Linked DNA regions of Mus musculus: region 1 is linked to region 2. The links are chromatin loops, found by intact Hi-C in ENCODE. Cell type or tissue: left cerebral cortex. All regions are shown on one strand. Links, peaks and the distances in the headings refer to the core of each region. The heading gives the core; the rest is flanking DNA. Region 1 has its middle 20 kb from the start of Gm51458. Region 2 holds the start of Fbxl19 (F-box and leucine-rich repeat protein 19).

What was found. A loop is a pair of places that touch in the nucleus more often than their neighbours do. Peaks named below come from ENCODE experiments on the same cell type or tissue, not always from the same donor. Only the 100,000 strongest peaks of a DNase experiment are listed, where the experiment ranks them.
Region 1: it touches region 2 in a loop (2.8-fold over the local background); 6 of 42 quality-filtered maps call a loop at or near these places.

Annotation. Positions count from the first base shown.
Region 1 is chr7:127,654,891-127,660,265 of GRCm38, reverse strand. No RefSeq gene overlaps it. Among named protein-coding and RNA genes, the nearest start is that of Gm51458, 20 kb to the right of the region's middle. In left cerebral cortex, for the core only: CTCF peaks have their summits at 3,134 (motif pointing left) and 4,622 (motif pointing left); a DNase peak (open chromatin) is centred at 3,124.
Region 2 is chr7:127,742,056-127,747,381 of GRCm38, reverse strand. It overlaps Fbxl19 (F-box and leucine-rich repeat protein 19), which reads right to left and starts at 607. Exons shown (of 11, transcript NM_172748.2): 1 at 245-607. In left cerebral cortex, for the core only: CTCF peaks have their summits at 2,147, 2,660, 2,859 and 4,530 (motif pointing left); DNase peaks (open chromatin) are centred at 433, 1,419, 1,837, 2,849 and 1 more place; H3K4me3 peaks cover 2,864 bases; H3K27ac peaks cover 2,888 bases.

The DNA.
Region 1 (5,375 bases), core at 139-5,138, 87 kb after region 2:
GCTGGTGCACAGAGAAGCCTCAGGCCTGCCTAATGAGTGGTCACAGCAAAGGCAGACATTTTCAGAGACTGGAGAAAGTCAGATGCTGAGAAATCCCAGGAGGGGCCAGGTTGCCTCTAGTGGGAAAAATCCAGAGAGTTCTATGGAGAAGACTCCTTTTGAACTGAGCCTCAAGGGCAGAGTCCGGGGTTTTCCATTTTACAAAAGAAATATTTACTTATTCAGTAAATAAGAGGACATCTTTAAGAAGCAAAGCCTGTATGTCACTGACGTTCTCAACATGATTCTTGCTGGTTTCATAATATTCCATTCGGTAAATAACCTGTGCTCACCCCATGGCTGGAATAATTCATCCAGTCGGATCAGGCCGCCTCTGCCTCCCAAGTGCTGGGATTCAAGGTGTGCACCACTACACCCAGCTGCCTACGGAAAATTTAAGGTGGTATTTGTGGTTCTACATTTCTAAAGGGCAAATTTTATATTATTGTCAGTTTCATTTTGATCAGGAAATGGCTTCTAGGATTTCTACTTTTCAAATTTTACCAGAACGTTCTTCAGAGATGACTATTCGTAGAATTTTGTCATTGTCCATGAACTTACTTGATTTCGGGATGGAAAGCCTATGTGTTCACAACCGGGCTTTGTGGTGCTGGGAAGGCAGCTCTGTAATGATAGGAATCTAATGGGGAGGAGGAGAAGAGAAAAGTTAGACATGAGGACTCTGGACCATAATGCTGGATGGATACAGGAAGGAGGGAGCAGAGACAAGAGAAGTCACAGGCCAGCTAACCCAGCTCACCCAGCACGGTGGCAAACGAGGGTGGGGACATGCCCTAAACAAGGAGGAAGTCTCATGTGCACAGTAGCACAGGCATGCCCACACGTGCACACAAACCATTAATTAGTCAACTGCTTAATTGATTGATAATTAATTGATTAAAGACGTTAACCCCTTCAAGTTAACGGCATCTACAAGTACCGTTAAGAGCTTAGGCTCTAGAGACAAAGAGCATGAAGATTTAATCCCAGCTCCCCTGCTTATTAAACTTAGATCGCTTTCCCATGACATGGAGACCTGGGCATTGTAGTTGGATGCTGCAGTGGGTGTGGATCCTCACAGTGCTTCCTGTGTGCTCAACTTTAGCCCCTTCAGGCTCCGATTCACCATTGTGCCTATTGTTGTTGCCTGACTGACCAGCATGGGCACTGAGGCCTCTGAAACAGGACTAGAAGAACTAGAAAAAGATCCTTAGGCTCCTTTTTTTTTTTTTTTTTTTTTTTTTGGTTTTTCGAGACAGGGTTTCTCTGTGTAGCCCTGGCTATCCTGGAACTCACTTTGTAGACCAGGCTGGCCTTGAACTCAGAAGTCCACCTGCCTCTGCCTCCCAAGTGGGCTTAAAGGCGTGTGCCACCACGCCCGGCTCTAGAACTCTCTTTGTAGACCAGACTAAACTCAGACTCACAGAGATCCACCTGCCTCTGTCTCCTGAGTGCTGGGATTAAAAGCCAGAGCTACTTCACCTGGCCAGACCACTCTTTCTTTCTTTCTTTTTTTCTTTTTTTTTGTAAAGATTTATTTATTGACTTTATGTGTATGAGTACCTGTAGCTCTCTCAGAGACACCAGAAGAGGTCGTCAGATCCCATTACAGATGATTGTGAGCCACCATGTGGTTGCTGGGAATTGAACTCAGGACCTCTGGAAGGGCAGTCAGTGCTTTTAACCGCTGAGCCATCTCTCCAGCCCCAGACCACTCTTTCTTGTTCCTCTGCTCAGTACACATTTGGTGAACAGGATGCTGCTTCTTTTTTTTTTGTTTTTTGTTTTTTTTTTTCGAGACAGGGTTTCTCTGTGTAGCCCTGGCTGCCCTGGAACTCACTTTGTAGACCAGGCTAGCCTTAAGCTCAGAGATCCGCCTGCCTCTGCCTCCCAAGTGCTGGGATTAAAGGCGTGTGCCACCACCACCTGGCAACAGGATGCTTCTTGTAGAGTACGGAGAGCATTCGTGAACACACACACTCACACACACACACACACACACACACACACACACTAGTGAGATGGCTCAGTGATTAAGCACACTTGCTGCTCTTTCAGAGGACTCAGGTTGAGTTCTACCATGCACGTGGTAGCTCACAACAGTCTATAACTCCAGTTCAAGGGGATCTAATGCCCTCTTCTGGTCTCCACAGGCACCATATACATATGGTATACAAACATGTATGCAGGCAAAACACTTATAAAATAAAACTTAAAAATCTAACATATACATATATATTCAATTATATGTGAATATATACATTTATATAAAATACCAATATATATTTTAAGCATGTTGCTTACATTATATGTAGGGGAAGGGAGGAGGCACACACTGTAGTTTCAGCACTTGGAAGGCTGGGGCAGAAAGAAGAATTACCAGAAGTTCAAGGATAACCTGGGTCACATAATGAGCTCCAGACCAGAGTGTGCTCCGTAGTGACCAAGACTGCCAGAAAGAAAGGGAGAGGGAGGGGTTTTAGCGTGACTTCAACTTACAAAACAACTGCGTCTCCAGCTCACTTTTGTTGTTGTGTTTGAGGTAGGGTTTCTCTCTGAAGTCCTGGATTACTTAGAACTCACTCTGTAGACCAGGCTGGTCTCAAACTCAGAGATCTGCCACCCCCTGCCCCCTTGTGTTGGGATTAAAGGCATGTGCCTCCACCTCCTCTATAGAGTCCCTCTATTCTTGGGAGTTAGCCAAGAAGGAAGGAAGGGGGCCTGTGGAGGAAGGTAGATGCCCACCACATAACTCTTTTGATGAAAAGTCAAGGCACTGAAGAAGGGAGCTGGTTGGTAACCCACTCGGAGCAGCTGGAGGGAAAGCACGTCTATGTCTGTCAGCAGGAGTGCTAACTGACAGAATAACAGCTGTGTATGGAATGGGATAGTTCTTCAGTCTTAAAAAGGAACAAAATTCTGACCTAACATTGGTGAACTCTAAAACATTACATTAGGTAAAATAGGTCAGACACAAAGACAAATACTAGAGCGATACCAGTTCTTAAGAGCACTGGTTGCTCTTCCAGGGACCCACTTGGCAGCTCACAACCACGTGTAACTCCATTTCAGGGGATCTGGTGCCCTCTTCTGGCCTCTGCGGGCACTGCATGCACATGGTGCACAGACATACACAAAGGCAAAATACCCTTACACATCAACAATAAGAAAAAAAAAAAAAAAAGACAAACATATTATCCCACTTATATTAGACACCTCGAATAAGCAAATTCAGAGACATAAACTAGAAGAAAAGTAACCAGAAAAGAGTAGGGAGCTTAAACCTGGGCTTATGTTTTAGTAACTGTGGTGTCAGGCTTATAAAATAGCTCCCGAATGGACAGTGAGGTTGACAGTGCAGCACTGTAACTACATATAAACATGTTACATCTATCTTACACGTGTGTGCATGCGCGTGTGTGCATACGTTTGTGTGTGCGTGAGTGTGTGCACGTGAGTGTGTGCGCATGCATGTGTGCGTGTGTGTGTGCATATGTTTGTGTATGTGTGAGTGTGTGCACGTGTGTGTGTGTGTGAGTGTGTGTGTGTGCATACGTTTGTGTGTGTGTGCGCATGCGTGTGTGTGTGTGTGTGTGTGTGTGTGTGTGTGTGTGTGAGTGTGTGTGTTTCAGGAATCAGTTTTCAGTTTCCACAGTGTGGGTCCTGAGTATCAAACCCAGACCCTCAGGCTTAGCAGCCTCTCCCCAGCAAGCCACTGTGAGACCCTGTCGTGTACATTTGCTTACAGTGTTTGTGCTTTGACACTGAGTCTTACAGTGTAGTCCTGGCTGGGCTTGAATTTGGGATCTCCCTACTAGGATTCCAAGTGTTTGCCTCTTCGTCCGGCTTATAAATGTCTTTAGTACCATGGAATTTTGTATTTTAAAGGGTTTGGTAAATTTCTCTTTTAAGAAATTCAAGCTGAGGGTAGTTCCGTTAATCCCAGCCTTTGTAAGGCAGAGGCAGGCAGAGGTCTATGAATTAAAGACCAAACCGATGCGCATACTGACTTTCAGGCCAGCCAGGACAACACAGAGAAGTCGTGCCTTGAAAAACAATTAAGAAATGTGCCATATGGGGCTGGTGAGATGGCTCAGTGGGTAAGAGCACCCGACTGCTCTTCCAAAGGTCCGAAGTTCAGGTCCCAGCAACCACATGGTGGCTCACAACCACCCGAGATCCTGATGCCATCTTCTGGTGCATCTGAAGACAGCTACAGTGTACTTACATTAAATAAATAAATAAATCTTTAAAAAAAAAAAAAAAAAGAAATGTGCCACAGGCTTCTGACCTCCTTAGATACAAGTAGGTCATTCACATACATACAGGCAGGCAGAACACTCATACACATAAAATAAATAGATCTTAAAACGACTCAAGTTGTTTCCAAGTAGTATAACTACATTATAAAATAAATGTAAGATTTATATGAATAAAACGTTCCTATATGGGGCTAGAGAAATGGCTCAGCAGTTAAAAGACCTCTGGACTATACTTCCAGAGGTCCTGAGTTCAAATTCCAGCAATCACATGGTGGCTCACAACCATCTGTAACAGGATCTGATGCCCTCTGCTGGGGTGTCTGAAGACAGCTGCAGTGTACTCATATAAATAAAATAAATAAATCTTAAAAAACAAAAAAACAGAGGAACCTATAAGGGGGCGAGTCAGCAGGGAAAGGTGTTTGTCACCCAGGCTGACAACCTGAGTTCGAACTCTGTGACCCATGTAATGGGAGGACAGGCTCCACGCCCAGAAGTTGTCCTCTGACTTTCACATTCATACTATGGCTTGCATGTGTGCACATGCACACACATAAATAAATAAAGGTAAGAATGATGATAAATAATAATAGTGATACCTATGCTAGCTCTGCTGGCATGGGTCTGCAGTGCCACTGGGAAGGCTGAGGTAGGACAGAGAGTTTGCGACCAGCCTCCACGACAACATCAGCTACAAAATTTAAAGAAAGAGAAAGGAAGAAAAAAAGTAAAAGAGAAAGATCTTTAATAAGCAGAGGCAGAGTTTAAATGCCCGAGTGGCTGGATGATAATTCGTTTGGTGACATACTTGTCTCAGAAGAGTAAGGGCTGAGTCCAACCTCCAGAAGGCACATTTTAAAAGCTGAGTATGGTGATATCCACTTGTACATAGCGCTAGGGAGACAGAGACGCCTTGCAGGTCCTTGGGGCCTGGGGCCCGGGGCCCAAGTAGCCTGGTCCCACTGAAATCCTCTGTGTAACTAAAATGCATAGCTCTTAGGGAAGAACACTGGAGTCTGGTCTCTCTGGCCTTCACCTACAGGTACCCACATGGGCCCCTCATGTGCACACACA
Region 2 (5,326 bases), core at 1-5,000:
GAGGGGCCTAGAGGGCGGCGACTGGAGGCGGGGTGGAGGGGGAGGTCTGCAAGGGGCAGCAGGGTCGGGGAAGGAAGGCCACTTCCCTGGGGTTGGAGGTTATAGGAGAGAAGGTTGGAGAAGGAGTTTGGAGCAAAGGGAGGGTGAGGCTGGGGGCGGGGAAGGAAGGGAGAGGCCAGGCTGAGGATGAATGGGAGTGGGAGCTGCCCAGGTCTGGGGGTGAGGAGGAGCCGCATGAACCCACCTCACACGTGTCCCGGGAGCCATCTCTCCCTTCTCGGCAGCTCCCGGCGGGTCGGCGGCCATCGGCGGCGGGGGGGCCGGGCGGCGCGGGGCGCTGAACGCTCAGAACGCCGGGGTCCACGGCCCCCCGAGGGCGCTCGGCCCCTCCCTCCGGCGGAGGCCGGGACAGCAGCGAGTGGAGATGGGGAGCGCCGGGGGCGAGGCCCTCCCACGGGCTGCGGCGCGGCCCTTCCAGGGGGAGGTCCTGCTCTGGGGGGCTCAGTCCCTCAGCCCCCCCAGGCCAACGGGGGCTCCTCGGGCGCAGGGTGCTCAGCTTTTGCCCGGGCCCCACTCAGTCCCGGGTATGAGTCTCAGCTCCCCACCCCCACCTTTCCCCAAAGCCCCCGACCCTTAACTGGCCCCTTCCCAGCTCCAACTGCCCAGGGGTCCAGGGAAAGACCAGGGGCCCCCCACCGTTTCCGGGGTTCAAACCCCGCCCACCGCCGGTTCCCGGGGAGGGGGGGGTCGCTGCAACCTGCCCCCCTCCCCTGGGTCCGCCCCTGTACTGCGGCCCCCTGACCTACAGAGACAGGGCGCGCAGAGGGGGGTGAAGGAAGCTGCTCCGGCCCCGCCCCCCCCAGCCTGCACGCGCCCCCGCCCTCCCCCCTTCAAACGCGCGACCCTCAAGATATAAAGATTTAAATAAAATTTGAATAAATCCACTCCTAAAATGGGAGGGTATAAGGAAAGGATGGGGCAGAGGCAGGAAGGGGGTGGGGGCAGTTGGGATGTCTTAGCACCCCTACTCCCCTAGCCTCGCGCTGCTTCGGCCCTGGGCCCAGGTCGCCGCTCTCATCCCTCCTCAGCTCCTTCCTCCTTCCTCCTCTCCTCCCTCTTCCCTCCCTTCTTCCCACCTCCTCCTCCTTTTTACTCCCTCCTTCTCCCAGAGGAACCCCGCCCCCTTCTCCCTCCTTCCTTCACCACCTTTACTTTCCAGGACGAGCGCGTGCAAAGCACGACGGGAGTTGTAGTTCTCCAAATTCTAGCACTATCGTGGGAAAAGTGGGACACAAGGGCCAGCCGGTACTACAAATACGATGGCGAGAAGGATGCCACGCTGGAAGCCGAGCATGGCGGGAATTATAGTCCAGTTGACCCGAGACTCCCCGTAGCAGGACATAGAGAAGGAGCGGGAAGAATGACTACAAGCAAGATGGCCTTTTCCCCCGACCCGACCTCCTTTCCAGGCACTCACACGCCCTCTGGTCCACAACCCTCCGCGCGTGTGGTACCTGACGGGAGTCGCAGTCCAGCTGCTGCCTTCCCGCTGCCATTTCTACTCATCAGGAACAATGGAAAGGTGAAAAGAAACGAGGACTACAAGCAAGATGGCGATCGAGGGGCGTACACCTAATAAGTCGATCTTATGAAGTGGGATGGGAATAGTAGTTTTCTAGCCTTCCTATGTTCCTTTAAGAATGCCAGAACCGGGAGGATAAAGAGACTACCGTAAAGATGGCAGGATACCTAACCTTTCCTGGCTGCTTCATTCTACCACTTGGAGCTCCTCGCCCGCCTGAACTATCAAAATCCCGCACTCGATGATGCAAAGCCAGACGGGAATTGTAGTCTTCCTCGCTCCCCTCTTTATCTTCTGTCGAGACAATGGAAGTGAGCGGGGCGGGGACTACCACAAAGATGGAGGGTGAAGGAGCACATGATGCTATGGGATTTGTAGTCCAACCGCTAATACTATTCTCGGCGGATGTGTAGGAGAGGACTACTACAGAGATGGCAACCTAGTCGCTTGCCCCTCGGTGCCGGTACCTGGTGGGTTATGTAGTCTCTGCTTTAGTTGTACAGAGAAAGGACGCTACTGTTGAAATATGTATCACCGTGAACACGCCAAATTGCTAGCGGACGGAAACGGAAAGTCTCTTTGCTCTTGGCCTCCTTTTCTAAAGGGCTTGCAGGGAAATGTAGTCCCAAGTTTTCATTCTCCAGTGGCGGAGAATTGATGTCACCTGTGGGAATCAGTGCGGGAGAGAGAAACATCGGAGTGACCTGGGAATATAGAATGTCCGCCTTTTCGGATCGTGAAGATTTCATATTTTAAAAGAACGCAAACCATAACCAATATTGTCGCGACAAGGGAGGCGTGGTTCTCTCCGAAAAGTATACCCACGCTGTTGTTCCTTATAAAGACTGGACGTCTCGCACACGATGCTTCCTATCTTAAACCTTTGCAAATTAATACCTTACACGTGGTGCGAACCAAAGGAAGACGACCTTGGAATATACAAAATCTCCTTTCCACCGTAGGAAGTCATCAGACCTAAGTTTCTTACCCGAAAGGGGTTATGATTAATACTCACCTCCACGCTGAATTAGCGTTAAAAGTATTCAAGAAAGTAACCAGTTCTGGCACGGGGCGTGTGGCTGCAGTTATTTTTTCGAGCTCCCTTTCAGCCCAGCCGTTTTGGAAGCCCAGGAATCCATCATGCCGGACAGTTAGCTTCTGCGAAAAGAAAATTGACGAGTAGGCTACCCCCATCTTAACCCCCACCCCTCCCTCTTCAGTCCTCATCTGAGTCTTCCAACCATCTCTACCCAGCACTCTTCCCAGGGGGCGCCCTCTCTCCTTTTAACAGAGGACGCACACACTGACCAAATTTTCTCAACCTGAATTGTAGCCTTTGGAGCTGTGAAGCCTCATGCCTTGTCTTTTGAGCCTTGGAGGCTTCCGGTGAACTCTCAGTTGCCAAAGGGACTGCTTTGTGCCATGTGGATGACCTCCTGCGTCCTAGAAAATTTGCTCAGTACTACCCCAAGCCAATCTCTGCTTCCTTGTCTCTGCTGGGTTTCCAGCCCTACTGGAGACTTGGTGGGTGTGGTTTTTCTGCTTAGGAAGTTAACTCCGGTCAAAACTGTGTCAAGTCTCAGTTTGCTAGGACTACTAGCCTTAACCTAAGTAGGGGCTCCTTGCAGCCCCGTAACAGTCGTGGCTCCCAGGGAAGTGTCTGTCCATTTTAAATCCACACGGCGGCGTTTCTTTCAACTAGCAAGGACTGCTTTCTGGCCTTCTAGCGCTCTCCTTGCGTGGACCAAAGTTGTACTTTTTCATCCATCCCACGTCTCCACCCAGTTGTTTACCCATCAAGTTCCTATTAAAATTCCACTGCCACAATAAAACCTTCTAGTAATTCCCAGATGAGCTTTGTTTAGTGTCCTTTCCACTAACTTGGAAGCTTGCTGGATGCACCTCACAGGTGTTGTTTGGTTTTGCCCTGCTGGGAATCAAACCAGATATCATTGATGGGAGGCAAAGCACTCTGCAAGGAGTTTACATCTCAGTCCCACCTGGAATACCAAATGCGTTCAGCCTCTCATTTGATCCTAAGAAGCCTGTAATAGCCAGGTGGCACACCTTTATGGCCAGCACTTGTGAGGCAGAGGCAGGAAGATTTCTGAGTTTGAGTAGTCCTGCCTGGTCTACAGAGTGAATTCCAGGACATTGAGGGATATACAGAGAAACCCTATCTCGGGAAAAAACAAAAACAAAACAAAACCAAAAAACATCCCACCACCACCACCACCACCAACAACAACAACAAAAGAAGATGGGCTTGAGAGAGTGAACACACAAAGAAAGATTTTTAGTTTGTATTCTACCTCAGGCAGTGACTGTGTCTTTTTCCCATTGGTTGGGGCCTGGCCTCACAATCTTATTCAGCTGGCTAGTCTGAAAAGAATTGGTGCACCGGAAATGGAGGAGGGCAAAGCAGTCACTGTCCCAGGCCATCAAATCCCTAGAATAGAGTAGTGGGCCTCTGTGCAGACAAAGGTTTGACAGGGTGGGAAGGAATGAAACATTTGCATAAAAGTCTGACAAAAAGGAAGAAATGTAAAAGATTTTAAGTCCTTCTCCAGGACACACATTTTTATCGTGTGTGATACAGAAAGGAAAACTCACAGTTGATATTTTTTTACACTCAGCTATACACAACAGATAAATGATAGAGCCAGAATTTAAACTCAAGTCCAGAGCCCAGGTTGAGAACTTCTGTAACATTTATAGACTAATCAAAATCCAGTTATGTGCATTTAACATGAGCACAGCAAAATTAGCATATAAAGTTAGACTTCTAATGTATCTTCAAAAATTCTAAAGTCAGGCTGGAGAGATGGCTCAGACGTTAGGAGCACTGGCTGCTCTTTTGGAAGTCCTGAATTTATTCCCAGCAACCTCATGATGGCTGACAACCATCTATACTGGAATCTGATGCCCTCTTCTGGTAGATGTGCACGCAGATAGAGCACTCATATACATTAAATAAATGTGTTTTTTTTTTAAAGTTCAAGAGTCTGAATTAGTTTGCATTATTGGATAAAGGAACAGCTGGAGCCAAGTACCTGCTTCCCTTTTGTTGTTGTTTGTTGTTGTTTTTCGAGACAGGGTTTCTCTGTGTAGCCCTGGCTGTCCTGGAACTCACTTTGTAGACCAGGCTGGCCTCGAACTCAGAAATCGCCTGCCTCTGCCTCCCGAGTGCTGGGATTAAAGGCGTGCGCCACCTCTGCCCGGCCTGCTTCCCTTTTAAACAAAATGAAGTTTATAGATTTGACTCGGTAGTTAAAAGCATTTGGTATTGCAAAGGATGGGAGTTCAATTCCCAGCACCCGCATCAGGCATCTCACAACTGCCTGTAACTAAACTCTGTGGCTCTGACACTTCTGGCCTGAGGGCACCTATATGAACACGCACCTAACACCACCAAGATGCACACATGCAGGGAAAAAAGCCAGTCTGGTGGTGCAGGCCTTTAATCTCAGTACTCCAGGCTGCCAGGGCTACACAGAGAAACTCTGTCTAAAAAAAACACATAGATAGATACATAGATACATACATACTAACTAAAAATGAAGCTCAAATACCAGAATTTAGGTTTTGGAAACAAAAAGCACTATACTCCCTTGTTTCCCACAGTCTGTAGTCCCTATCCTATCTGTTGTGCATGATAAAAGCTTATTGAGAACTAAGGGCCATTTTCTCTCTCTCTCTCTCTCTCTCTCTCTCTCTCTCTCTCTCAGACAGGGCTTAGTGTGT